Regions from separate parts of the Homo sapiens genome. Here region 2 is linked to region 1. A link is an interaction called in ENCODE POLR2A ChIA-PET data of the cell type or tissue named here. Cell type or tissue: OCI-LY7. All regions are shown on one strand. Links, peaks and the distances in the headings refer to the core of each region. The heading gives the core; the rest is flanking DNA.

The links. ChIA-PET counts read pairs that join two places held together with the same protein. Peaks named below come from ENCODE experiments on the same cell type or tissue, not always from the same donor. Only the 100,000 strongest peaks of a DNase experiment are listed, where the experiment ranks them.
Region 2: POLR2A ChIA-PET joins it to region 1 with 39 read pairs; 10 of 35 experiments call an interaction of 5 or more read pairs at or near these places.

Annotation. Positions count from the first base shown.
Region 1 is chr12:120,001,467-120,012,778 of GRCh38, forward strand. The region is part of intron 2 of BICDL1 (BICD family like cargo adaptor 1); the gene reads left to right. Among named protein-coding and RNA genes, the nearest start is that of BICDL1, 18 kb to the left of the region's middle. RefSeq lists an enhancer at 11,115-11,194. In OCI-LY7, for the core only: no CTCF peak of the experiment used is centred there; a DNase peak (open chromatin) is centred at 6,015; H3K27ac peaks cover 806 bases.
Region 2 is chr12:120,118,416-120,129,727 of GRCh38, forward strand. GCN1 (GCN1 activator of EIF2AK4) reads right to left here. Exons shown (of 58, transcript NM_006836.2): 57 at 10,861-11,079; 58 at 8,787-9,559. The coding sequence ends at 9,434. It overlaps RAB35-AS1 (RAB35 antisense RNA 1), which reads left to right. Exons shown (of 1, transcript NR_182302.1): 1 at 1-588. Among named protein-coding and RNA genes, the nearest start is that of RAB35-AS1, 7.2 kb to the left of the region's middle. RefSeq lists enhancers at 1-697, 117-216, 247-316, 1,522-1,581, 5,454-5,593 and 1 more. In OCI-LY7, for the core only: no CTCF peak of the experiment used is centred there; DNase peaks (open chromatin) are centred at 2,804, 3,466, 3,736 and 5,636; H3K4me3 peaks cover 3,329 bases; H3K27ac peaks cover 5,735 bases.

The DNA of each region.
Region 1 (11,312 bases), core at 1,636-9,635:
CGATCTCCTGACCTTGTGATCTGCCCGCCTCGGCCTCCCAAAGTGCTGGGATTACAGGCATGAGCCACCACGCCTGGCCAAAGGCCGTACTTTTCTTATAGTGTTTAAAATGTGTTTTTATAAGTATGAAATGTATAATATCTAAAATGTACAGTATTTCTTTGATACCTTCGTCCAGAGTTTACATACATCTCATTGGCTTCCTTGGCCTCCAGGGCTGCTCTTCTCTTTATTAATAACAGCTTTATTGAGATATAATTCACATACCATAACATTTACCCTTTAAAAGGGTACAATTTGGGGCTTAGCACAGTGGCTCATGTCTGTAATCCCAGCACTTTAGGAGGTTGAGGCAGGAGGATCACTTGAGGCCAAGAGCTTGAGACTAGCCTGAACTATACAGTAAGACCCTGTCTTTACAAAAAAAATGTTTTTAAATTCTCCATGTGTAGTGGTGCATGCCTGTAGTACTGGCTGATTGCTTGAGCCCAGGACTTTGAAGCTGCAATGAGCTATGATCACACCACTGCACTGCAGCCTGAGTGACAGAGTGAGACTTTGTCTCTTAAAAAAAAATTTTTTTAAGTGTATAATTGGGTAGTTTTTAGTTATTTACAGAGGTGTGCCACTATCACCATTATCTAATTAGAGAACATGTCACCCTCCGCAAAAGAAACCCTGTACCCATAGCAGTCACTCATTTCTCCTAACCTTATAAGGACGCCAACCATATTGGATTAGACCCACCCTAATGACCTCATTTTAATTTGATTACCTATGTAAAGACCCTGTCTCTAAATAAGGTCACATTCTGAGGTACTGGGTTTTGAACTTCAATATATGGATAGGGGAAGGGGAACATAATTCAACCCATAAGAAACGTGTTGGGGTTTTCTTACCAACAGATACAACTCTTGGATGTTAATCAGTGCTGTCTGTGGGAGGTGTTCACAGTAGTGTCACTTTTCTGGGGGGTTGCATATACTTAATAACATATTTACATACCAAAGATACATAAGCCTTTGGCCATATGACTAAGAGCTGCCATGGTTCATGGGAAGATACTTAGAACCCTTAATTTTATTCTTTGAAAAAGTCCCAATCCACCTCTCTCATTACCCTCCTCTAAAGACTAACCTGCATTCTATTCCTTGAGTAAAATATGAAAGCCTTTATTATTTTTTTAGATCTTCTTTAATTCAACATTCAGCAAATATTTATTGATCAAGGCACTGGGAATACAGTGGAGAACACAAGTCCTCTGTTTTATGAAGCTAGTAGGAGAAGATGTATAAATAAATGAACAATCCACAAGATACAGATTGCAGTAGGTACTATGAAGGGTGATTTGATGGAGACTGACTAGAAAGCAGGGAGCTTTTTCTACCTTAGAAAGACTCGGTAGGGGGCCGGGTCATGGTGGCTCACGCCTGTAATCCCAGCACTTTGAGAGGCTAAGGCGGGCAGATCACCTGAGGTCAGGCATTTGAGACCAGCCTGGCCAACATGGTGAAACCCCATCTCTACTAAAAATACATAAATTAGCTGGGCATGGTATCGTGAGCCTGTAATCTCCAGCTACCGGGGAGTCTGATGCAGGAGAATCGCTGGAACCTGGGAGGCAAAGGCTGCAGTGAGCCGAAATTGTGCCACTGCACTCCAGCCTGGGCAACAGAGCAAGACCCCATCTTTAAAAAAAAAAAAAAAAAACAGTCGGTAGGGAAGGCTTCTGTGGGGAGACAACATCTGAGATGAGACCCCAAGGGTGAGGAGCCAGCTGTGGAAGAGCTAAGGGAACAGCATTCTTTGATGAATACTGTTAGACTGTAAACTCTATGAGAGCAGGGACTCTATCTGTCTTGTTTATTGTTGTAAACAGGTATCTAGCAGAGTGGGCATTCAATAAAAGATGGTTGGGTTTTGTTGTTGTTGTTAAATGATTATCTAAAATACCCAATAAGGAGATTATTAGAACTATAACTGTCAAGAATACACTACCCCTCCATGTACTCTTTAGAAGTGCACTCCTGACTTTCACACTCACTCTTACACTGCGTGTATGCTGTTTGAAAACCAGTTGTCAAAGGTGCCATGGATATCAGTGCTTTGACAGGCAACCTATAGCTAATGGTGACTCACTTGCCTAGACACCTAATATTATTATCATAGATACTCCTGGAATTGCATAAAAAGCCAGTCTTCAATGAATTGAGAAGAGTGACTACATATGAGAATGGACAGAGCTTTTGTGCATTGATTTAAAGTCTGCAGGTCCTTTTGCATTGCACTGTGCTTCTCCATGGTCTGCAGGTTGGTCAGTTACAGAGCGATTGGTTCTGTAGTTCTCTGACTCTACTGATGGGTATGGAAATGAGCCTTTTAGCTTTTACAAAAAATTCTCGTCTCATGGGACGATTGGCCATTATTTGGGTTTAGGTATCATTATGGCTTTCCTGTCCTTCTTGGGAGCGTACACTAGACAAAAGAACTCCCTGTCTGCAACTCTGTGTCATCTCATCTGTTCTCATGCTCCACATGGTCTGTAGTATGGAGAAGGAGGCAGCCAGAGGTTCTCATTTGGAAAGCTGAATGGTGATTGCTTCTGAGCAGAGCCTCACGTAGGATATATAATTGCTCACTGTGCAGCCCTGATGGCTTCTTCAAGAGTAAAACTCGAGAATTCACCTTAAAATAATTATTTTTTCTTTGATTTATTTAGGTATTGTGCTATATTCTTTTTGCATTTGTTTTCCCAGAGCCCCCTCCATTTATCCCTTTCCCCTCATCACAGTGCTACAAGTGTCTCTAACAAACCTCTCCCCAGTTTCTCACATCCAGAATTGGGGTCATGTGCCTTGTCACTATGACTTTGGGTATTACTCCCTAATACCCAAAGAGAGAAGCTGTTTTGGGAGCATTGTATAAAAAGGGCTGCTTCAAAGGCTGAATGAAGCCAAGATGGGTTTCTACTATAGAATCACTGAGATAGGGAGGGTGATAAAGAGCATTCAACAGGAAGTTATGCCTAGGTCCAAGGCCAGGAGAATCCAAAGCCTGTACTTTAAACTAGAAGGGATTAGGCCAAGAGATACCTGGAGGAATGGTCTAAATATTGGTGAAGGAGAGACTGAAATAAAGAAACAAAGATCCATTATAGTTCAGGTGAAGCCAGGAAGTTTGAAATCTATGTTTATGAAAGATTGGCTCCCAATGGGGTGTTATTTTTATGAACTTTGATTTATCTGGCTAGGATAGGGTCGGCTTCTTAAGGAACTTAGCTTTACTGAATATTCCTTAGTAGATATTCAGAAATTCTAGTTTTGCCTCTATCCTAAGTTTAAGTTTTATAGATTTGTTTGTTTGTTTGTTTCTGAGACGGAGTGTCGCTCTTGTTGCCCAGGCTGGAGTGCAATGGCACGATCTCAGCTCACTGCAGCCTCAGCCTCCCAGGTTCAAGGGATTCTCCTGTCTCAGCCTCCTGAGTAGCTGGGATTACAGGCGCCCGCCACTATACCCGGCTAATTTTTGGTATTTTTAGTAGAAGCGGGATTTCACCATGTTGGCCAGTCTAGTCTCAAACTCCTTGACCTCAGGTGATCTGCCCACCTCGGCCTCGAAAAGTGCTGGGATTACAGGCATGAGCCACCGTACCTGGCCTATAGATTTTTAAATTTTAAAAATGTTTATTGTGTTTCCTGATGGCAAAAAGAATTCATGTTCACTGTGAAATAATATTGAGACAATAGAGAAATGTTCAGTACAAATGTTCAGTGAAAATCTCCCATGGTCCTCTTCCAAAGAAAATACTAGCCATGGTTTGGTGTTAATTTTTTTTGTATTTCTTCATATGTGATACACACATGCACACATGTTGTACATAACTTTTCTACTTATTTTGCTTTGTTTTTGTTTGTTTTTGAGAGAGTCTTGCTCTGTCTCCCAGAGTGCGGTGGCTGGAGTGTAGTGGCACAATCTCGGCACACTGCAACCTCCACCTCCTGGGTTTAAATGATTCTTGTGTCTCAGCCTCCCAAGTAGCTGGAATTACAGGCGAGTGCCACCATGCCTACCCAATTTCTGTATTTTTAGTAGAGATGCGGTTTTGCCATGTTGGCAGGCTGGTCTCAAACTCCTGGCTTCAGGTGATCCACCTCGGCCTCCCAAAGTACTGGGATTACAGGTGTGAGCCACCACGCCCAGCCGTTTTTGCTTTCATTTTAAACAAAATGGTTTTCTTAAAATTCTTTCACTTACTATATCTTGGAATTTTTTTTAAAGTATTTTAAATGGTTGTATATAGTATTCCATATAGCACATATGGAGGTACCACGGCTAATGTAACAGCTATGCCATTGAAGGGCATATGTGTTGGTTATAGTGATTTAGTGTTACAAATACTGCTGCAGTGAACATCCTTGTTCATACATTTTTGCACTCTTCACATTTTTCTAGGTTAGATGCCTACAAACAGGATAGCTAGGTCAAATGGTATGTACATTTAAATTTTTAATAGATACTATCATATTGCTCCAAGAATGTTTTAATAGTCTATACTCTCCTCATATCTACCTTCATCAAGAGTGCAAAACCTATCATTCTGTATGCATACATAGTACAACTATAAAGAAAACTGAGGTAATTATCATCACAAAAGTCAAGATAATGGTTACCTGGGGAATGTGTGTGATTGGTGGGGAGGATCCCCGTCATCATGGAATGGTGCCTGGAGAGGAGGCTTCTGGAAAGCTGGCAGTGTTCTGTTTCTTGACCTTGGTGGGAATTATGTGGGTGTTTGCTTTATAATTATTTGTTAAGCAAGACGTATTTGTTTTATGTATTTATCTTTATATATGTTGTATTTCACAATTTGAAAAATTCATTCATTCATTCATTCATTCAAATACTTATAATGTGCACCTACTATGTATGAAGTCACTGTTCTGAGTAACAGTGATGCTACAGTGAACAAGGTGCATTCCCTGTCTGAAAATAATGCAGGAAGTTGACAGTAAAGAAGGAAATACATAAACAGACAAATCAGCTAGTGATAGTACTATGAATACAATAAAACCAGGTAAGGAGGAGAAAGTGGTAGCTGTAGAGACAACTCAATTTTTGATAGGATTCTCAGGAAGGAACCTTTGGGGAGGTGAAGTTTGAGCAGGATAAAAAGGAGCAAAAGAGTATTCCTGGCAAAGAAAACAACATGTAAAAGCCTAAGAACAGTGGAAAGAAGGCTGCTATGACTGGGGTGTGGTTAGCTTGGAAAGGGTTAGGAGATGAGATCAGAGAGGTAATCAGCAGCCAGATCTCATAGGGCCTTGCTAGCTACCAGGGGTTTTAGTCAGTGTGCTGGGAAGCCAGTGATATGTTTTTGGCAGGGGAGCATCATGACCTGATTGATAACAACTTTTAAAAGATTAGTTACTCTAGGAGGATGGATTATCGGGCTGAGGGTGGAGGGATAGAGATGGATGAAGAAGCGACTCCCCAGGTAGAGTTGATGGTAGCTTTGATTATGGAAGTGTTGAAACGGGTTAGGTTGGATATATGTTTTGAAGGTAGAACTGACAAGACTTACTAATGGAATAAATGGTTGTGGGAAGGAAGGTTAAAGAAAAAAAATAATCAAAAATGACTCCTAGGTTTTTGTCTTGAGCTACTGGAGGAATAGTGGCATCATTAACTTGAGAGACCAAAGGCTAGAGGAAGGAAAGAGGGATAGGTTGGAATATAAAGTCAAATAATTCATCTTAGACTGTGTGGATAATTAAGGTTGAGATGCCCTTTACATATCCATGTTAGTTTCACATAAGTAGAACAAATGAGAATTCTGTTGTATTGAGGTGAAATACTGAGTTAAATTTCCGCAGCCATCTGAGCTCTCTCAGGACCTGAGACTCTGTTCTAGTACCTTTCATGAGGTTGTCACCAAGAATTTCCTCATTCACAGTGACGGAAGCTGAATTCAGACAAGAGTGTCCCCCACCCCCCACGTACACACTCTCAGCTCCTAGAAGAACCACCTTCTGAGTTCATGCCTGTGAGGTGAGATGTGTAGGAGGAAGTTAATGCAAACAGATGCTTTGTCTGTTTCCTGCCTGTTTGGAGCTGTTTTCCTCAGTCAGCCTCTAATGCCTTATCCACACACAAAGAATACAGTTTGCATACTAGCTGAAACTAATCTTCTCTGAAAAGACTAATTTTCCTCTGAAAGGTAAACAGATCCTTGTTCTTTAAACAGCTCATTTTGGATTAGCAACTCTGCGTCTGGTACACTTCTTGAAGCACATTTCTCCCAGTTTCCTTTCTTGGAGTTAAAGACATTAATACAGTGTCCATAAGTGTCACCACCACTCTGCCTCTGTTGAGTGATGCAGAACCATTTTTGTTTCTAGAACACTTTACAGTGAGCAACAGCTGGTTATCAGAAGTAGTTTTAATTGCTGAATGGGCTTTTGTTCCTTTTGAGGTGGGGGCTGTATTATTTGTTTTTTTCTTAAAAGTCTGCTTCGTTTACAGAGGCTGGCAATTTTTAGTCATCCTATTCTAGAAAGAAGTTATGAAAACAAGATAATTTCTCAACCAAATAACAGCTATTTAAATTTCCAAAGGACGTTCTCATATGTGACCTCTTCTGATCCCATTCCTGCCTGTGATGGAAGTCATGATAATTACTCTTTCTTTTTTTTTTTTTTTTTTTTTTTTTTGAGACAGGATCTCACTCTATTGCCCAAGCTGGAGTGCAGCAGCGCCATCATGGCTCACTATAGCCTTGACCTCCTGGGATCAGGTGATCCTCCCACCTCAGCCTCCCAGGTGGCTGGGACTACAGCTGTAAGCCACCATTCTTGGCTAATTTTTTATACTTTTTATAGAGATGAGTTTCACCGTGCTGCCCGGGCTGGTCTTGAACTCCTGGGTTCAAGTGATCCACCTGCCTTGGCCTCCCAAAATGCTGGGATTACAGGCGTGAGCCACTGTGCCCAGCCAATAGTTACTCTTTATTTGGCAGATAAGGAAACTGAGGGTCAGAAGTTTGGTGACACTTGCTCAAGGCCTTGCAAAGGTTACATGTTAACCACTGGCTTGAGGATTGGCTTTTTGTAAATCTTCCAGGATGGGTAGTCAATTGGAAATAAAAACCACTTCATATGTATTTCTATCTCATTGATTTGGTTGATTTTTTGGTTGATATTTGCTGGGTGGTATTGTTTTGGATGCCTTTTACATCACTAGGTAAAATGAATCCAAATGTTTGGAATTCATTCTTAGCAATGTTTGTTATATTAAGGATGTACTAGAAGGATTAAAAGTGGTATATTGAGAGGACCACTTCAGCTAAAACAGAAAAGGGCCTTTTACATAGGAGCTCTCTTCTGTGAAGACAGATTTTCCAGCATTTCCAGATTGTGCTATTGCTAATTAGTAGGTTAAACACATTAGGGTGGTAATTGCTTATTCTTCCGGCATAGAGGTGTTTTTTTTTTTTTTTTGGTAGATTCTTGTATTGATTAGTTGAGCCTGTTCTTTTCTTTTTGAGATGGAGTCTTCCTCTGTCACCAGGCTGGAGTGCAGTGGCGCAATCTCGGCTCACTGCAAACTCCACCTCCTGGGTTCAAGTGATTCTCGTGCCTCAGCGTCCCGAGTAGCTGGGATTACAGGCACACGCCACCACACCCAGCTAATTTTTGTATTTTTAGTAGAAATGGGGTTTCACCATGTTGGCCAGGATGGTCTCGATCTTCTGACTTCATGATCCGCCCGCCTCGGCCTCCCAAAGTGCTGGGATTACAGGCATGAGCCACTGCGCCTGGCTGAGCCTGTTCTTAATTATTTACCGAGAGAGCCATGCCTGATTCAAGAGTCTTCAGGTTGGTTGTGTGGGCTACAAGTATCTAGTTCTGGTTTTCTTTTTCCAAAGAGGAACGCCTAAAGTTCTAGTATATTGGGCCTAAATTTTGGAGGTTTGAAGGCCCAAGATTCAGATTAATTACTGTAGGGGTAGATCTTTTTCATGCTTCTAGATTTGGCTTAATGTGGCAGTTAGTCTTTCTTTTTACCTTGAAATCTGGATTCACTCAATCCTTGTAGACAGCTTGGTATATTGTGTAGGAGAGATAAAAATAGAGTTTAAATGAGCTGCCCTTGCCTGATGTGAGGTGGGGCCCCCAAATTTTGTACTTGGTAAATGGTAGGAAGATTGCAGATGGTAGGAAGGTTGGAGTTGACAGGCAGACAAAAAGTTGGCAGCATACTATATACTCTTTTGTTACTTATGCTGGTTAGCCCATAGTTGTGGTTCCTAAGTATTGTTGCTTTGAAAAACAAAATATCTGTATCCAGTGAATGAACCATCAACAGAAAAGCAAGTAATGTTTTGACACAGATAGCATCATCTCCATTTCTCTACATTGGCATCTGGGCCAATAGTCCAGTGCTATTATAAGTGTTTTAGAGCTAAAAGAGAACTTCTGGTCTATCTGGACCAGTGGTTTGTGAAATGTTTGCTCTTCAGGGATTCTGCAAACTTGAATGTGTTTTTAAAATTTGTAACACTCCAAAGAACCATTACCAAAATAGTCATCATGAACCCTCTTGAGATGTCATGTAGAACACACGCAAGACCACCAGTGCCTCAGCCTGTGCTGCCAGCTTTGCCTGAATGTGTGGAGACGCCAGCCTGCAGCCTCCATGCCACTTCTATTAACTAAAGAGTATTATGCAGTTGTAAGGTGGACTGAGTAAAACTGGTTGCGCTTGTAACTGCTTCACTGGGTGAATAAAACAATTTGTTTTCAATATTTAAAATCAACTAAATTCACAAATACATGCATACTGAGTAAGATTGCCACCATCATCCTTATCCTCCAATTTCAAATTATTTTGGAAAGGTCTAATTTTTCTTAATTGAGTTTATAAATTTTATACATCTACATTATAAAATACTTAATAAAAGATTACTTTGTTCTGTTTATCTGTTCTGTTTATTGAGGCTTCACATAAGATTTCATATGGAAAAGGGCTGTGGGTGCCAACAAAAAAATCCCATATAATTTGGAAAACCATTGGTTTCAATCAGCGGTTCTCAAACTATTCTGAGGAGCCATAGGTCTCTAAGAGGTGCCTCAGGGAATAGCTGCAAGGAAGAGCTGAATGGATTGTTAATCTGGTGGATTCCTGTCCCCTTCCCCATTTTCACTTCAACCTGAGCATTTTAATGTTTTATGTATTGAAGTTCTGTTTAATATTTTATTTGAGGGAAAAAGTGTTTTTTTTTATCTGAGTTTAAAGAAAAATGATGTGCAGTCACTAATCTATGACTAGTTAAGGAAGCAGAGCCCCGGGGAAGTTAAGTGATTTGCTCAAGTCTGCAGTCCCAGTCCTCTGCTGCTTCCTGTGGGGCTCTTACTGGCTTAACAAGTAAAACAAGCCATCTCTTTGATAATAAATGATATTTACTGATTAAGAAAAAAAGGGGTGGTATTCATTATTTGTAGAAGAGTAACCCTAGTTACAGTTTTATTCGTTAATACTGAAGTTGTTGTGACGGATCAGTCACCAACTTTTAGTAGCCTAACAGGAATTAAAAGCTGGTATTCCTGAGTGGTCAGTGGCTCTTAGTTCAGGCAGTGATTCAGTTCTCCTCCAGCCATCTTCCATCTTGTGACTCGGCTGTTTTCAACAGGTGACTTCTAAGGTCGTAGCAGAAGGAAAAGAACCTGGAAGATTTCTGTGGGCTATGCCTGGAAATGGTGCCTGTTGCTTCCGCTCATTTGCTGGTCAGAGCTCAGTCACATGGCCATACTCAGTTACAAGAAAACCTGGGAAATGTAGACCAGCTTTTTGCCCAGGGAGGAGAAGAAATGGGTTGGTGAACAACTAGCCAGTGTCAGCCATAATGGAGTCAGTAGAAAGAGTCCTGGGCTTCAGTTTTCTAAAGAGATTAGAGTGGCTGATTGCTAAGATCTTCCAATTCTAACTAGGTAGGATTCCAAGGCAGATATAGTTGTAACAGTATCACCTTTTTTGGTACACATTCACCATTCTATCCCAGATAGAGAAGCTGTTTGGTCTTTTTGTACTCAGGTAATATCTTTGATAATCACAGAGTTGGGTAAATTCCTTTGAAGTTATAACTTGATCCAGAATCCCCAAAATAAAAAAAAGTTGGTATCTTTTTCAGGGATTGCCTTAGGGTGAGATAGACCCTTTCATGGTTATATTAGGTAGAATAACATTAACTGTTATAATACATAAACCCTAAGCTCTCAATGGCTTTACATAATAGAGGTTTTTTTCTCATTCCCATAAAGTCCAACAGCATTTCTGTTTAAACATGAGGAAGAATAGCATTGTGCTTTAATGGAATGAATTGACCTGGAAAACAGAAGACCTAGGTTCTAGCCCATGTTCTGTCACTAATTTTCTGACTTTGAATAAATCCTCACTCTGGGTTTCAATTTCTGTCAGTAAAACACGGAGATTGAACGAGATGATTCCTTCGCTCTCTAAATGTCCACATGTACGTATGCGATCTCTGTTGGAAAGAAAATTAGTAGAGAGATAGTCTCACATGATGTGGTATATCATGTCTGGTAACTTTGTAATGCTGCCGCCTTTGCATGCAGAACATATTCATCCTTCTCTGGGACCGAGGGCGGCTTCTCCTCTCACCCAAATTTACTCCTTTGTGTAATGAGAAATAGAGAGAGGTTGAGATGATTGGTGCCACAACAAAATTTATTTTCCATTCCAGTCATGACACATAAGGTACTTTCCCTGCACACGACTGACGGTGTGGGGAATGAGGAGGTGTTTATGTGATTTTCCTGTTTAAAATTATGCATCATAGTACTAAGGTTTTATGAGGTTGACATTCTGTAATTCTCCACGAATAAGTCAGATTTTCCGCATTGCCCTGGTATGATTAGTTGCATTCAATGCTGCATGTTTGTCATTTGCAGAACTGTAAGAATTCCCCCTATACACACCTCTCGTCATCAGTTGCTAGGTTACGGCTTTTCACATTGTCCCAGTCTGGTGATGTTGCCATGGATACCAGTTATACCTCCTCCTATGACACTGTCCTGGTCAGGCTCAGAGGGCGGGCAAGATGTAACTATGATGTCAGAGATGTTTTAGCATATGTCTTTCCCTTTACATTAATGATAAGATCTAAGTAATAGATATCAATTCTATGTGTTCTCATATATGAATTAAGGACATGAGGTATTAGCTGAATCCCTCAAACAGTCCACCACTTAGAACCTTTATTCCATTATGTATTTTTTTTCTTTTTTAAAGGAAAG
Region 2 (11,312 bases), core at 1,404-9,403, 120 kb after region 1:
TCAGTGTGGTGATATCGAAATAACATGAGCTTGGAATCTGAAGGTACTGGCTAGGGAGAAGAGCTGCTCATGTGCTCCCGATAGAAAGTCCCCCTTGGTCGGGAAGGTTAGGGCCATCCTCTGACTCAGCAGTTTTAGGAAATAGAGGGGGAGAAGGAAGGTATGTACCTTCCTTCCACCAGGGAGGCACGCCCAGCCCTAACCAGCCAGCGAGGCAGTAGGTCCTCCTAGCTCATCTTCACAACCTGGGCTGGTGTCGGGAAGACTTTCGTTCCAATGCTAGCTTTGGAATCCTGGCCTCCATCCCTTAAAAGCTTTGTGATCTTAGGTAAGTCACATCACACTATCTCAAAGCCCCCGTTTCCTCACAGAATGGTTGTTTTAGAGTTATGTTTGTAAATTACCTGGCACATGTAGGCATGTGACAGACTGTAACCAATGTTACTCAAGGTCATTTTGCACTGATTCATACTTTGAGCCATTTCCTACTGTAGACTCTAGCACACATTTTCAAGGCAGCTTCCTGATAATAAGGCTGTAGGATATTTTTGGGAAATAAATCCAAATTGGCCATTAAAACCAGATTCCTGACTTTGCCTGCATGTGTCATCTGGAAAGCAATCGGCATAAATTCCTTCATTTCTTTGGTAACTATTTAATGAGTGTTTATGTGCCACGGATTGCAGAGGTTATAAGAAGAGAGCCTTAGGCCGGGCGCTGTGGCTCACACCCATAATCCCAGCACTTTGGGAGGCTGAGGCGGGAGGATCACGAGGTCAGGAGTTCAAGACCAGCCTGGCCAAGATGGTGAAACCCCATCTCTACTAAAAATAAAAAAAATTAGCCGGGCACGATGGCAGGCGCCGGTAATCCCAGCTACTCGGGAGGCTAAGGCAGGAGAATCGCTTGAACCCGGGTGGCAGAGGTTGCCGAGATTGCACCACTGCACTCCAGCCTAGGCGACAGAGCAAGACTCCGTCTTAAAAAAAAAAAAAAAAAAAAAGGAACAGAGCCTTTTCTCACCAGTTCACAGCCTCATCAAGAGTTAAGACATACTCATGAGGAAATTGAAAGTATAAGACAATACAGTAGATAGAAAAGCTGTCAGATATGCAGTCTAGACTTCAGAGGAGGAAAGCTATAGCTTTTAGTTAGAATGATGGGGAGAAGATTTTATCATAAAGATGTCATGATGGCACTGGAATAGGAGAGCTTTGAGTGTCTATTTAGACAGTCCCTGTCACAGTCTATGAGAATCATCATTTGGCTTGGAGGGGAATTCCCTGCAGGCCAGGGTATGTGCCTGGCATCTCAAAATGAATCAGCACATTTTCTTCTGGAAACATTGTTAGACATTTATTTAAACTACAGTTCAGTGATGAGTTATGTTAAGCTTTCTTTCTCCTTCTCACTGTATACATATGTAAACTTGTGTGACCTAAAGGATCAGTGTGTCCAGTAATGGGAAACTTTGTTCCACTGCTCTGAACAGCTAACTTACAGATGAACTTTTGCAACACCACCTGTTTGCACATTAGAAACTATTAATACGATGAGGAGGCATTGAAAGTTTTTGAGCAAAGAGGCAATCTCAAAATATTTTAGTGAAGTAATCTGGCAGGGTGCAGGATGGATTTCAGCTGCAGAGCTTTAAAGGTTATTGCTGAAGCCTGGGTGTAAGGTAACAGCAGGGACAGATGCAAAAGACAATAAGCAAACTTATAAACTAGACAAAGCAGCTTCCAAAAAAAAAAATCACGTAATTTACCTGGTAACTGGATTCATCCTTAATTCAGTAAATATTAAGTGGCCGGGTGCAGTGGCTCACGCCTGTAATCCCAGCACTTTGGGAGGCCGAGGCGGGTGGATCATGAGGTCAGAAGATCAAGACCATCCTGGCTAACATGGTGAAACCCCATCTCTACTAAAAATACAAAAGAATTAGCTGGGTGTGGTGGCACACGCCCGTAGTCCCAGCTACTCGGGAGGCTGAGGCAGGAGAATCACTTGAACCTGGGAGGTGGAGGTTGCAGTGAGCCAAGATCGCATCATTGCACTCCAGCCTGGGTGACAGAGCGAGACTCCATCTCAAAAAAAAAAAAAAAAAAAAATTTGCACAGTTACTAGGTGTTAGGCACTGTAGTGGGCACAGAGGCTAGAACATGAACAAAACAAAGCTCCTGTCCTCACGGAGTTTACAGTTTAGTGGGGAACAAGTCATTCACTCATTCAACAAATACTTGAGGGCCTACTATGCCAGACATTGATCTACGAGCTGAGGATTCAGCAGTAAGTAAAATTTTAAAATCCCAGCTTTCATAGAGCTTATATTCTGATAGAGAATACAGGCACCAAGTATGTCCAAGGAGAAAAGTAAAGCAGGGAGCACGCTGAGGTTTGCAGAAGCAGGCAGTGGAGCCACAGAGGTGGCAGGAAGTTTGGCAGTGGATGACAAGAGAAACAATGCTTGGTGGTGAGAGCAGTGGGGCTCATGAAGTATTTTTCAGGATAGTGGAAGCAGAGGATTAGCAGCCAGGAAATAATAAGGAGTGAATATTTGGAGGGAAGATGAGCTAAGGGCGCTTCAAAGAGCTTTGGGAAGTAAAGTGTCACCAACCAGAAGGCTAAGTGGGTAAAGGAGAGGGGGACCTCAGGCCCTCAAGGGTAGCAGTGTCAGGGATGAAGATCAGTGCAGTGGAGGTTGGAGGGACCTGTGAAATCCATTATTTCAGACAGCAACATGGACTTCAAAGCTGCTGAGTGCTAGGTAGCAAGGGAGGGAACGTGTGCTGTGATCATCCAGGAAGGAAGCAGTGGGTGGTGAATCAGAACTCAGAGAAGGCAGGTAAACTGACCGACAGGGACTTTAAATTAGGAGCAAGATGGGGACCACTCAGCATACTGGTCCAAGAGGGAAGGAAGAGAGGATATGATATGATGCCTGGTGTCTCCCTCTGATGGAAGTGGAAACGGGCCCTTTCTCCCACACCTGCAAGCCTGATGCCACACCAAGAGACTTGGCAGTGGGCCTTGCCCTGCCCTGATGTAGCCCCCAGAAATCAAGTGAATGTAAGTTCCATGATTCCAGGGACCATCTCTTTATCTGTATCCTCTGGAGACCCAGTGCCTGGTAGGTGCTTGATACCTGTTGAATTAAAGTGAAGCCACACACACAGTGTGAGAGTTGGACAGAATGTCAGATACAATTAGTTGAACCCTCTCTTGAGTTCACTTTTTGGGGTGTGGGCCAAACTTGGGGTCTAACTCAGGGTCAGCTTCTTCCCCTGACTCCAAACCGTTTAGCAGGAATTTTCTCACTCAACCTTTATATTATTAAATCAGTGGTTTTGCAAGTGTAGTCTGAGGACCCGCAGGGCTCCCTAAGACCTTTTCAAAGGATCTTCAGAGTCAAAACATGTTCACAATACTAAGATGTGATTTGCCTTTTTCACTTTCATTTGCTTATGACTGTACAGTGTTTGCCAGAGCCTACATGACATGTGATACAACAGACCAAATGCAGAGCTGACATGCGAATCCAGACATTAGAAACCTAAAAAAATGTGGAACAATGCCACTTGAACAGTTTTGCTTTGTTGTTGTTGTTTGTTTTTGAGACTGAGTCTCTCTCTTGCCCAAGCTGGGAGTGCAGTGGTACGATCATGGCTCACTGCAGCCTTGACCTCCTGGACTGAAGTGAACCTCCCACCTCAGCTTCCTGAGTAGCTGGGACTGCAGGTGTACACACCACCACACCACTATGCCTGGCTTTTTTTTTTTCTTTTGAGACAGAGTCTTGCTCTGTCACTCAGGTGGGAGCTGGAGTGCTGTGGCATGATCTCGGCTCACTGCATCCTCCACCTCCTGGGTTCAAGTAATTCTCCTGCCTCAGCCTCCCGAGTAGCTGGGATTACAGGTATATGCCACCATGCCCAGCTAATATTTATGTTGTTTAAGTAGAGACGGGGTTTTGCCATGTTGGTCAGGCTGGTCTCAAACTCCTGACCTCAGGTGATCTACCCACCTCAGCCTCTGAAAGTGCTGGGATTACAGGTGTGAGCCACTGCGTCTGGCTGCTATTTTTTTTTTTTTTAATTTTTAAATTTTTTGTAGAGACAACAGTCTCACTATGTTGCCCAAGCTGGTCTTGAACTCCTGGCCTCAAGCCATCCTCCCACCTCAGCCTCCCAAAGTGTTGGGATTACAGGCATGAGCCACTGTGCCTAGCCTGGTTTTGACTCCTAAGATGCTAAATATCAATAGGTAAGATAGGTATACACAAGAGCTCTTTGGTGTCCTCAAAAAAATTTCAAAATATAAAAGGATCCCGGCTGGGCACAGTGACAAACACCTGTAATCCCAGCACTTCGGAAGGCTGAGGAGGGAGGATGGCTCAAGGCCAGGAGTTCAAGACCAGCCTGGGCAACATAGTGAAACCCTCATCTCTACAAAAAAAATTTAAAAAATTAGCCAGGCTGGGCACGATGGCTCACACGTGTAATCCCAGCACTTTGGGAGGCCAAGGTAGGTGGATTACCTGAGGTCAGGGGTTCAAGACCAGCCTGACCGATATGGTGAAACCCCATCTCTACTAAAAATACAAAAAAAAAAAAAAATTAGCTGGGCATGGTGGCGGGCACCTGTAATCTCAGCTACTCTGGAGGCTGAGGCACAAGAATCACCTGAACCTGGGAGGCAGAGGCTGCGGTGAGCCAAGATCACGCCACTGCACTCCAGCCTGGGCGACAGAGTGAGATTCCATCTCAAAAACAAACAAAATTAGGCAGGTGTGGTGGTGTGTGGCTGTAGTCCTAGCTGCTCAGGAGGCTGAGGCAGGAGGATCACTTGAGCTCAAGAGTTCAAGGCTGCAGTGAGCCATGAGCACACCATTGCACTCCAGCCTGGGCGGCAGAGCAGTACCCTGCATGTAAATAAATAAGGAGTCTTGAGGGCAAAATATTTGCGAAATGCTAGATTGAATCCTGCACCCCAGCTTCCTAGCTCCCTTTTTTGTGGGAACCCAAGTGGTAAGAAAGATCTAATGTAAATACATTCAAAACCCACAGCTTTCTCTTGTGGGACTGCGGGGCACAGCCCTGAGGAATTATCATGCACTAATTGTCCCTGTGACCAGGCCGCCATCTCACTAGAGAAATAGCTCACAGGAGGGAACCTGACAGGGACTGGGGTATCCATTCAGGCACAATCAGGAAGGTCTCACCTAGAAATCCCTCTGAGGCAATCATCCCTCAGACCAGTTTTTCCAGTGTCTTGAGCTGTGTTGACATCAACACTCCCCTTCCCCTGGGGCAGGCAGCAGGGACCCTTCCTAACAGAACCTAGGGGCAACTCAGAGCCACCCTGTGAAATAACTGGGCTCCATCTCTTAAAAAGTGAAACCCAGTCACAGGCCAAGAACGTGGGTTTCACTTTTGTTACATTCACCTTCCAAATTATTTTTGTAGAATGCCCCTGGGGCTTGGTGAGCGGAGAATCAAGAAATATGGGTTTTTTCCCAGTTCTGCCAATGTGACCTCAGAGATGCTCCTTGCCACCTGTACCTCAACTTTACTCTTCATAAAATAAAGACCACGTCCTGCCGGCCTCTCTCTCTCACGACGGTGGGAAGCACCGATCTAAGTGGTGGTAATGTGCCTTCCTGCCCATGCACAGTGGAGACCATCTGTGTGCTGATGTATGTACACTCAGCATTTTGGAGAATCAAACATAGTCATCATCATCATTTCTCAAAATCAATCTCATTCCCCATCATCCTTGTTTCACTGTCACCATCCATGTATCCAGAACCTCCTATGTGTGCCTGGCTCTGTGCAAAGTGCATTATGTCATTCAACACAGATGACAACACGGTGAGACTGCGCTGTCAAGGTGAGGGGATGCACTCAGAGAGGTTAAGGAACATGGTCTAGATCACACAGCTTAGTATTAAGCAGTGAAATTAAGGTTCTAACCTGTCCTGGAAGTCCCTGTGGCTCCACTATCCTGCACTAGAACTTTAAAGCGGTATCTACATTTCCTTCACAATATTTTAGAACTTAGACCTTTTAAGTTAGATTGGTTCCTCTTTTTCCTTATTGAAGCAATCTGAGACACATCCACAGAGCCATACATTGAGGAAAAACATTCCTAACTGCCAATTGTGTTTCAAAATCTGTCAAATAATGTCTCCAATCCCTGCACCCAAAACTGTCAAATCTGCAGCCTCCCTGCCACTCTCCCAAGTCCTCCCGCATCACAGTGTTGGACAAAGAGAATGTACCTGAAGGTCTGGTTCCTTGAAGGGTTGCGTGAACCATGTTTTAACAATACCCCCCCACCTTTTTTTTTTTTTTTTTTTTTTTTTTTGAGACGGAGTCTCGCTCTGTCGCCAGGCTGGAGTGCAGTAGCACAATCTTGGCTCACTGCAACCTCCGCCTCCTGCCCCAGCCTCCTGAGTAGCTGGGACTACAGGCACCCATCACCAAGCCCGGCTAATTTTTGTATTTTTAGTAGAGACAGGGTTTCACCATGTTGGCCAGGCTGGTCTTGCTCCTGACCTGAGGTGATCCGCCCGCCTCGGCCTAATACCCCCACCTTTTAAAAATAATCTTGCTGCCCATGATTCCTGAGGCTCCCAGAGTTAGGTGAAGGTTTGGGAATGCTCAGTTTAGAACTTTTTCAGTTTTCTCTGGATAAGGGAATATGACTTTGTCATTGACTTTCAGACACAAGAAGAGAAAGAGGGACAGTCTCCCCTGGAGGATCACTGCGAGTCTTTGAGAATAATCCGCTTTCTCTGAAGACTTTCCCAGCCAGTGTCCTGTTAAGTGGAGTGAGGTCCTCCTCCCCACAGCCTGCAGAGCAGCTGGGTAGGGTCTGGAGGGGGTGGCATCCCTGGGCAAGGCGGCTGGAGCTGTTCACTTAGTGTGCTATACACGTACTAATTTCCTGTATATACCTGGATGGAAAAGTTCTGGAGGCTCTAAAGAATGAAAAATGCTGATGGCTAACTAGCCGGCATAGGAGAAGTTAAGAGAAAGGCTAAAAACAGAGGTCTGGGGACAGGCTGCCATTTACTAGCCATATGACCCTGGGCGAGTGGCCTCTCTGTGCCTCAGTTTCCTCCTCTAGAAAATAGTATTGAGAACCCGCTTCATAGAACTGTTAAGAGGACTAAATGAAATGATAGCAAATGTCATCTGTTGTAAGTACCATTAACCTAGAGAGTACCACCACCTACAGAATAACTTTGAGAATAAATTTTTAGAGCTTCTCTTCCAAATTCTTCATTGTACATAAGAGGAAACCGGCCCAGGGAGGTCAGATGACTTGCCCAAGGTGAAACAGCTCTACCAGCCTCCAGGACAAACAGCTTTTGCTTCTCTGCTGCTAACCTCAATGTCCCCAGGGTGCTTGGTCTGGGCTGCTGTTCTCAGGACTGCTAGGACTTTGGGGTGACAAGGTCCTTTCTGTGGGCTCCCCTGGCATGTCCATGACAGCCCTTCATGGCTCACTTCCTGGGAGCTCACACCCTCCTTCCAGACTCAGAGAATGCAACTCAATATGCTCTGGGAGCCTTCGAGTCATCCCCGTCTGTCAGTCAAGCTCCATCCATTCCGAACAGAGAGCTCATCCTCCTCCAGTTTCTGGAACTGGTATCTGGTGTTTTTCCTTTGGATTTTGCTTAATGAGTGTCTGATACCTCTAAGTACGTCAGGTTCCCCTCCCAGTTGCAGAAGGGGGGCTAAAAGCCACAGGTGGATATCAGCATCTGATCCAAGACCCTGGAGGAAACAGTGAAGATGGTCTCACAGCTTAACAGGTTTCCCAGCTCATGCCCCTCAACAGAAACTTTTCCCGTATCTCCCCATAGCTGACTGGTGGTGGAGAACACATTTGCAGACAGCCTGATGGACACATGCCCTTGGCAGTTGGGAGGATGCTGATGACCATCCGAATTCCAGAGGCAGAGAACAGTTACCATGGCTACCAAAAGTTGTAGCCATTGGCTGTTCTGGCTACAAGGACTCAGCTGACCTCTCAAGGTCCCTTCCAGCCCTGGGATTCTACAGTTACCTCAAGCCAGCTGACACCATGTCTGCTGCAAGAAAATAGGGCTCATGAGAAGTGCCTCAGAGGTCACCTTGCCTTATTCATTGGAAGTGTTGAGTCACAGGCCTACTTTCCACCTTGGCTGCATTATTAATAACCAAAGTCTTGCTTTTTTTGGCATAGCATTTTTATACCTTTTATAAAGTGAGTTTGCCACTACCACTTTTTCTCTTCCTTTTACAGCTCAGGCCAGTAATTTTGACAGAGGTTTGTCCTGTATTGTGGCCAGGGAGCAGCCCAGAAAAACTTGCGTCACTAGGCCCAGTGGGGTGTGCTCCATCAGACAGAATGTGTGTGTCACGAGCCTTCTAAGAATCAGGAGGAAGGAAGTCATTCATAAAGGAGGCAGATGCTGAAATGCAACTTTGGCTTCCTCTTCCAAGTCCTTCAACTATAGGAATGTGGCCCTTTCTTATTCACAGAGGGGCTGGATTTCTCTTTACAACCTGAGTACCAGAAGCTCCCTACCTTTCCAAGTCAGAACAGAACAGGAAAGTGGCTAATTCGACCTTTGCATTCTCCACACTGGGGGAGATCACAGGCCAGGCTGCACACCTCTCAAAACCCAACCTCAGGACAGACGTCTACAGGGAATGCTAAGACTTTCGAAAGCAGGAGAGAGATATGTCCAGAAATCAGAGAACTGTGAATACTTACAAAAACAGGTACAAACCTTTCCTTATTCCTGATGCAGGAAGCTTCATGTTTAATGGGTGGAGATTTTTAAAAATCTGTTTATATCAAGATTAAATCAAAGCCTTTATTAAACATTCCTCTTTCAAACAGCCTTTCAAACCTATACCCCTCCCCAGACTTGGGAACTGCCAGAGCTGTGAATCATTTTCATCTGACAGGGGTCAGATCCATTCAGACCTCACAATATTGAAAAGCCAAGCCAGACACACCACACTGGGCAGAGATCCACCGTCTGTGCCCCACTCGGGATATAGGAAAAAGGTTGGTAGCGCCAGCTCTCAAACCAGAGCTCAAGCACAGGAGAAGAGGAACCCACAGTCTGACCCTGCTATTATAGTTCCAGACCTAGCCATGCTAAACTGGACAAACAGCTCCTGGGCTGCCATTTGCTGAGGCGCATGCGTGTGCTTTTCCTTCTCTTCTCCACAGGAAAAGGTGAGAGATGGAGGAGGCAATTTTCAGTTGTGTGTGGGTTTGATTTAAGGCTTTGGCTGTGGTCTATTGATATTAAAATACTTTCTGGGAACGCCATCTTCCAAGCTCCCCATTGGAACAAATGTATTTTCAAAAATGAAAACATTGAGCAAAGATGTGGAGCGGCAATGCTGCTGCTGGCCCAGGCCTCTCATGTCAGGATGGTGTCGTCCACCTGCTCCGTGGAGTCGGCCTGGCTGGCCAGCTTCTTCAGGGACCTTCGGTTAACCTCGTTCAGCACCTCCAAACTGGCCACATCCAGGATCTTGGAGAGGGACTGTGGGGAAGGATGAGCAGGAGGAAACATAGTCAGAACATACGGCTGCCACGTTCTCCAATTGGAGAAAGACAAAAATGAATGTTAACCCCAGAACTAGAGACACTGAGGTGGACTCTGGCAAAATAAGGGAATCAGATGGATCCAGGGAAAGCCAATGAAAACACTCATCATGCTTTTCTATTTTTCCCTTTTTCTTAGAAACAGAGTCTCCCTATGTTGCCCGGCTGATCTTGAATTCCTGGGCTCCAGTGATCCTCCCACCTTGGCTTCCCAAAGTATTGGGATTACAGGCATGAGCCATCGCACCTGGCCCCATCATGCTTTTCATGAGACGAGGCAGTGGGAGTTGCAGCTTTTGGGCTTTTTTTTTTTTTGGAGATGGAGTTTCGTTCTTGTCGCCCATGCTGGAGTGCAATGGCACGATCTCAGCTCAACACAACCTCCGCCTCCCAGGTTCAAGCGATTCTCCTGCCTCAGCTTCCCGAGTAGCTGAGATTACAGACATAGCGCCACCACACCTGGCTAATTTTGTATTTTTAGTAGAGACGGGGTTTCTCCATGTTGGTCAGGCTGGTCTCGAACTCCTGACCTCCGGTGATCCGCCCACCTTGGCCTCCCAAAAGTGCTGAGATTACAGGCGTGAGCCACCGCGGCTGGCCAGCTTTTGGGCTTTCAAGGCTGCTGGGGGCTGGGGACTGAGTGAACACAACTCTGGGTTTCCTCTGGGCAGCTCTCCTGGGATCTGCTATGTCTGTTTGGGTGTCATGTGAGATTTTATTTGAAGAAAGGGCCCTGCTCGGAAAGAAGTCTGAAAACCATGGGAATGTATGTTTTCAGGTACTGGGCCAGTCACCCAAATCTTTTTTTTTTTTTTTTTTTTTTGAGACGGAGTCTCACTCTGTCGCCCAGGCTGGAGTGCAGTGGCATGATCTCAGCTCACTGCAACCTCCGTCTCCTGGGTTCACGCCATTCTCCTGCCTCAGCCTCCTGAGTAGCTGGGACAAAGCCGCCCACCACGCCTGGCTAATTTTTTTGTATTTTTAGTAGAGACGGGGTTTCACCGTGTTAGCCTTCATCTCCTGACTTGGTGATCTGCCCGCCTCAGCCTCCCAAAGTGCTGGGATTACAGGCGCGAGCCACCGCGCCCGGCCCCAGTCACCCAAATCTTAATCTGCTCCTGAAAGCTAGCACATCCGTGGTGGCAGAGAAGAGCCTGTGGTTTAAATATTTCCATGCTGAAGAAGAGCTGAAAGACAAATGCTCACAGCACATCCTGGTGAGGCCCCCCAGGCTCCCACCTGAAACACCTCTTCACCCTGCCGCATCTTGAGGAGGTTGACAATTGCCTGGTCGCTGTAGGCCCTGACCACGGTGTTCTTATCCTTGGTGTTGTCAAGAAGAGCCTTCAGGATGGGCTTGATGGCCTGGGGGTCCAGGGGAGGCAGTGGGTCCTTATTTGCCCACCAGATCATCTTCTCAGCCACCAGCCTGATGTCGCTGGATGGGTTCTGCAGACACTGTAAAAAGAACCACAAACAGGCTTTTGGATAGGCATGTCATCTATTCCTTGAAGCAGCCCAAATGCCCAGCCTCGACACTCTCCCTACAGCATGAACACTGACCCCCCCTGCTCCTGTGGGAGGGTCCCAGCATGACTCGACCCTGGTTTCCTGCACCCTCATCTCATGCCACTCTCCCCTTGCTCACTACTCTCAGCCCGCATGCGTTTTTACTTCCTCCAACATCCCAG